Linked DNA regions of Mus musculus: region 2 is linked to region 1. The links are chromatin contacts, found by Hi-C or POLR2A ChIA-PET in ENCODE. All regions are on one chromosome and are shown on one strand. The core of a region is the stretch at or near the end of the contact, and the rest is flanking DNA. Distances in the headings are between cores, read along the strand shown.

Region 1 (2,950 bases), core at 443-2,942:
GGGTATGACCAGGAATAGGCAAACCCAACTGTTCCCAAACATGTTGGTCTCAAGTTTTCTTACCTTTAAAAATGATAGAAAACTCCGGGCGTGGTGGCACACGCCTTTAATCCCAGCACTCGGGAGGCACAGGCAGGCAGATTTCTGAGTTCAAGGCCAGCCTGGTCTACAGAGTGAGTTCCAGGACAGCCAAGGCTATACAGAGGAACCGTGTCTCAAAAACAACAACAACAAAAAATGATAGAAAACAACACAGAGCCAGACATCCCTGTAATCATTAGAGTAATGATATCGTGACATGTTCAGTAGGTTTAGAATTATTTCAAAATAAAAAGTTAAAGGAGCCAGGGCTACACAGAGAAACCCTGTCTCGAAAACAAACAAACAAAGTTAAAGGAAACAAAAGAAGTGCATGGACTGGAGCAAGTAAGGACAACAACAGCTTTCAATAGCAAAGAAAGCTGAGAGACGGTCAGATATAAGTGTGTAGAAAGAAAACTTCCAGACCTCAAAATCTATAAGCAGTGAAATCAACTCTTCAATAATGTAAGATGGCATACATCATTAAAGCGAATTATCAAGTGTTTCTCTCCTTCAGAAGGAAAGTCCACAAGGAAGAACAGATATTTAAGAAGGAAAGCGGGAGGAGTAAGAAAGAAAATGTTGCCAGGTGGTGGGGGGCAGAGGCAGGAGGATCTCTGAGTTCCAGGCCAGCCTGGTGTACAGAGTTCCAAGACAGACAAGGCTACTCAGAGAAATCTTGTCTCAAAAAATAAATACATAAATGGAAGGAAGGAAGGAAGGAAGGAAGGAAGGAAGGAAGGAAGGAAGGAAAGATAACATTTTAAATTTAGCCATTGCAACACTGGTTCTCAACCTTCGTTATAATGCAACCATTTAATACAGTTTCTCATGTTGTGGATTACTCTCAACCATAAAATTATTTTGTTTCTACTTTTTAACTGTAATTTTGCTGCTGTTATATTGTTATGAATTGTAATGTAAATGTCTGATATACAGGCTATGTGATATATGACCCCAAAGGGGTTGTGACCTACAGGTTGAGAACCACTAAGCTAGAAGGAAAGCAATCGAGGGATCCTAAGAACTGACCTTAGAACATACAAGAATAGCAGGCTGTGGTGAACATGTTTAATCCTAACACTGGGCAGACTGAGGCAGGCAGATCTATGTGATTTGTGAATTCTAGGACAGCCTGTTGTGACATAGTGAGTTCCAGGATAGTCAAGACTACATAGAGAGACCCTGTCTCAAAATTAAAACAAGATTCAAACCCACACCTTTCTTTAGTCATGAAAATGGTGACATCACCACATCTCAATGAACTGCCTGTGGAAAATTACTAGAGAGGAAAGGAAATTATGCCTCCAGACGACACTTTGAGAATGGCTGCTGCTCTCATCTTTCTGTCATACCCTAAAGCTGGGCTTCCTGAGTTTGCTTTTCTCGGCAATGTCGGGGTCACAGAGGCAATCCACATGTTCTATTTAGGAAGGTTACCAGGGGACAAGCTGGCATTCATATGCTTCCGGCAAGGATCCGCAAGGCGCCGCTAGAGGACATGAGGCTAGAAAGGCAGCAGCGCGCCTCGCCCTACCCCGCCCTCCGGGTTTGCGCCATGGGTGTCACGAGAGAGCCCGGAAGAGGGCAGTGTCTGGAACAGAGGGCGGTGCTTCGGCGGGCTTTCATCCTTACTGGTCGCGATCTCTCCGGCTCCCCGTCCAGGGAGGAGCTTCTGCGGACTTAAAAGGCACCGTCTTGCCACTTCTTAGCTGCGCAGTTTCCCCGAAGTAAGTTTGCCAGTTTTCTGTCTTATACTGAGGTTCGCCGGGTCATGGTGCCAGCCTGACTGAGAAGAGGACGCTCCCGGGAAACGAATGAGGAACCACCTCCTCCTGCTGTTCAAGTACAGGGGCCTGGTGCGCAAAGGGAAGAAAAGCAAAAGACGAAAATGGCTAAATTTAAGATCCGTCCAGCCACTGCCTCTGACTGCAGTGACATCCTGCGACTGATCAAGGTAGGTAAAAGTCCGGGCTCTCCCTAGGGCAGAGGGTAGGGGAGGCTCTGTTGACCGGGGAAATCCTCATCTGCAGTTCTGAGACGCAGCCAGGCCAGTAAATTCCGCCTTCTTGGCCTGCCAACCCCAGCCCGGGTCAGGCTCGGCTGTTCGGCGCCAGGCAGGACTCAGTCACCGCTCTACCCTGCCTGCCCCATTTCTCTTCCCGTGAGCTGGCTAGGCTGGCCAGGAGTTTCATTGTCCTTTTCTTTATATGTCGTCCCCAGGAACTGGCTAAATATGAATACATGGAAGATCAAGTCATTTTAACTGAGAAAGGTAACAAGGCGTGGCGGGGGAGGGGGAGGGGCGGGTAATATCTGTTTCCTGGCACCTCCAAAGGTCAACTCTCACTGTCTCTGCCTCCCCTGTCTTACAGATCTCCAAGAGGATGGCTTTGGAGAACACCCCTTCTACCACTGCCTGGTTGCAGAAGTGCCTAAAGAGCACTGGACCCCTGAAGGTAACCCCTGATCCCTGTCGAGAAGCCAGAGAGAACTAATGTTATATCAAACCCGTAGAGCCTACTGGGCAGAACCCGTGACTACGCGGGCAGAGGTTACTGAGGAGCTGGCTGGAAATAACAACCAGCCAGTGTGCAAATGACTGAGGAAAAAAAATATATGTGTAGTGTACTTTCTAATAGGGCGGGTTATGAGAGAGCTGTTTGAGCAAGTATCAAAGTTCTGTAGAAACCCGGAAAAGTTAGTTATAATGTCATTTGTTGTAATTCCGTTTCATAAAATGGTTTTTGTTTGACCCTAACCTAACTTTTTTTTTTTTTGTAATTGTGTTAAATCACATTTTTTTCTTTAATTTGTCCCAATCTTCAGGTTACAGTCTCTAGCTTCGCCATGTACATGGCCCTTCTGT
Region 2 (3,099 bases), core at 142-2,641, 46 kb before region 1:
AAAGGCATGTTCTAAACTGGGCACGAGAAAATACATCTGTAAATCCCAGCACTAGAAAAGTTGAAACCTGACAGACTTGACATGGGTCCGAGGCCTGCTAGTATTACCTGGTTTCTTGGCTAGAGATCTCAAAGCAATAAATAAATATACAGATAAGAGCTGGAAGTGGTGGCTCAAGCTCTTCAGGCCAGCACTGGAGAAGCATAGGACGGTAGATATATGGTGAGTTCGAGGCCAGTCTGGTTGATGATATAGATAAAGAAAGAGATAGATATCGATATATATAGATAGCCAACTTTAGGCCAGCCAAGGTTACACAGTAAATTCTATCTCAAAAACAAACAGGATGTTGATATGTGTTTAATCCCAGCACTGGGGAGGCAGAGGCAGGCAGATCTCTGATTTTGAGATGAGTTGGGTCTACATACAGTGAATTCCAGGAGAGCCAAAGATTCACAGAGAAACCCTGTCTCAGAAAAAAAAAAAAAAGAGTAAATTAACAAACAAGGGGTTGGAGAGTTGGCTCAGTGGTTAAGAGCACTTGTTGCAAAAAGACCTGATTCCCAGCACCCAGATGGAGGCTCACCACCTTCTCAAGCACCAGGCAGGCATGTGGGACACAGACACACATGCAAGAGAAATGTTCATACATAAAATAATAAAAAATAGATCTAAATAAAATTAAACCAAACAGATGAATCAGCTTAAGAGAGCCAAATGGTCTCTACAGTCTTTACAAGTATGATAACATACTTAAGACAGATTCCAAGTGTGTCATGCACTTAACCCCCAAAATGTTTTTTTTTTTTTTAAGAGAAAAGTGCTCGCAAGGCAAGGCAGAACTGAAAGTACTGGCTTTTGAAAAAAGGGGCTACACCAAGATTCCAGCCACACCCCTGGTGAGCAAAAGGATAGGAATTTCAAGGGAACACCCAACGTCTTCCCTTTTAAAAGTGTCAGCTGTCGCTAAAGTAGGGTGGTGGCATTTTTCCAGGGTAGGCCGGAGGACGGGGTCTGGCACTGGGTGCCTTTTCCTCCCAAGCCAAATATCCACCACCCCCATCCCACCCGCGGCTTCTTCCGCCCCGCTAGGCTCCGAGCCTCAAAGGGGAAGGCGTGGGCACTCCGGGGCAGCGCCCTTCCACGCCCTGCCACCTACCGTATCGCTGCCCGCTTCATGGCACTCCACTGCCTACCCACGGGTGGACAACCAAGGTCCTCCCGGGTAGAGACAAACCGGTAGCAGAAGAGCGTGAGCGTGAGGACACCTCCAAACACCGGCAACCGCGCCGGACTGAATCTTGGTTCCCACCTTCTAGGTGACGCCACAAGAGGGCCCGGGATAGGGAGGGCCTCACTGCAGGAAGGGCGGGGCTGCGCTGCCCGGGGTAGGGCTGTGCCGCCAGGGGGCGGGACTTCTGCGTAGAGAATGGCGGGTCCTGCTATTTGATTGGTCTGCAGCTGGAGACTGGAGACCGAGACAATGGAATTTCCCACTCAATCAGCTAGGTGGGGTCGGAGACTTATTTATAAGCAGGGCTCTTCCCTCCATTGTTAAGTAAATGAACCACTCAGCAAAGCACCTCGTTCCTCCACCTTGGTAGAACTCTTTTATTTTTGACACTTGAACCTTTACTCCCAGTCTGTAGTTCTTGCCCTTGGCATCATATGAGCAGCTTTTCAAAATATGGGTACCCTGCTTATTTTCCCAGAAGTAGGAAGACTGAGGCAAGAGAATTGCTACCACTTAGAGGCCAACCAGGGCTGAAGTGAGGTTTAGGCCGTAAGAAATAGTGTCCCTGTTTTTATTTGACGTTTTGGTTTTTAAAAAGATGAAGCTTAGTAAGAAAAATTAAGTTGAAGAGAATTTCAAGGGAGGCCCATTCTTGTTATCCAAGCAACCCAGGAAGCTGAGTCTGGGAGATCACAAATTCAAGACCTGCCTGATTACAAAGTTCTAGGCCAACCTGTGCAGTTTACTGCGCTCCAATCTCAAAATGAAAGGTTAAAAAAAAAAAGGATTGAGGGATAGAGCTAAGTGGCAGAGTGTGTATGCCTAGCATGCCAGAGTCCCTGGGTTCAAGTCCCAATTCCAAAAAAGGAGAAAAAGGACAGAAGAAAGGAAGTTTTCAGAATTAGGCATGATGGCACATTCCTAGACTCATCAATTATGAGAAGGTCTAATTTACCTCCGAGGAATTCCCTCACTCAGACACATGGCCAGGTGCTGAGTCACAATCTACTAATTATACAAGTTTACTTAAGTGACCCTTCATGAGACTCCAAAGCATTTTCTTAGAAAATAAGTCCTGAGCAATGAACCCCATAGACTCCACTGAAGATAATATCTAAAGTGAGAAATGTCTCACTACTTAGCTAATATTAGTTCTAAAGTCAGGAAAGCCCTATTAAAATCAGCCACCTAGCATTCATGTGTGTCTCTAGCTTAGTCCTTTAACCAGGCTAGAAAGATTAGTTAGCACACTTGTTCTTGCAGGGGAGCAGGGTTCCGTTCCCAGTACCCATGTGCCAGCTCCAACCACTTTCAGGAGGATCAGTTGGCCTCCTCTGGCCTCTGCAGGTACCAGGCCATACACATAGTATACATACATACATACATGCAAGCAAGCAAAGACTAATACACATAAAAATAAATGTGTTGTATTATTCTTTTAATGTCTTAGCAACCCCTATGTCTCATCGTTGTTCTTGTTGCCATTGTAAGACATTTAAGATGTATCACCGTTTGGAAAGCATGGATAGAAGGCAAAGTAAGTCACAAAGCCAGATAGAAAACATGTAACTGTGGAGAAAACATGCAACAATTATGCCATGATGAAATTCACTGTCCTTACACAAGTGATCTGCCAACTCACCATTTTCTTACTTGTGTTCCACATATAATGAAAAATGTAAAATGCCTAATGATAGATTAACGAATGCATTTTCACTGTCTTCACTACAAGTAGAACATTGAACTAGCTAAATGTTATACTATGTTACAGTTCACCCATGAAGTATGAATGAAAAGTATTAATAAACATAATCCCTTCTGCTAATAGAGATTCTGGATATCTGATTTAAATAAAGAATTTTCCT

The links. A loop is a pair of places that touch in the nucleus more often than their neighbours do. ChIA-PET counts read pairs that join two places held with the same protein, here RNA polymerase II (POLR2A).
Region 2: a map of left cerebral cortex shows a loop between it and region 1 (15-fold over the local background). The contact joins the promoter of Acot9 here to the promoter of Sat1 in region 1. A Hi-C loop is called at or near these places in 16 of 37 maps with a recorded cell type or tissue (Patski, T-helper 17 cell, T-helper 2 cell and 7 more). POLR2A ChIA-PET finds 5 or more read pairs at or near these places in 4 of 5 experiments (Patski and embryonic stem cell).

Annotation. Positions count from the first base shown.
Region 1 is chrX:155,215,191-155,218,140 of GRCm38, reverse strand. It overlaps Sat1 (spermidine/spermine N1-acetyl transferase 1), which reads left to right and starts at 1,692. Exons shown (of 6, transcript NM_009121.4): 1 at 1,692-2,038; 2 at 2,305-2,356; 3 at 2,457-2,540. The coding sequence starts at 1,973.
Region 2 is chrX:155,260,735-155,263,833 of GRCm38, reverse strand. Acot9 (acyl-CoA thioesterase 9) reads right to left here and starts at 1,391. Exons shown (of 15, transcript NM_019736.4): 1 at 1,160-1,391. The coding sequence starts at 1,179.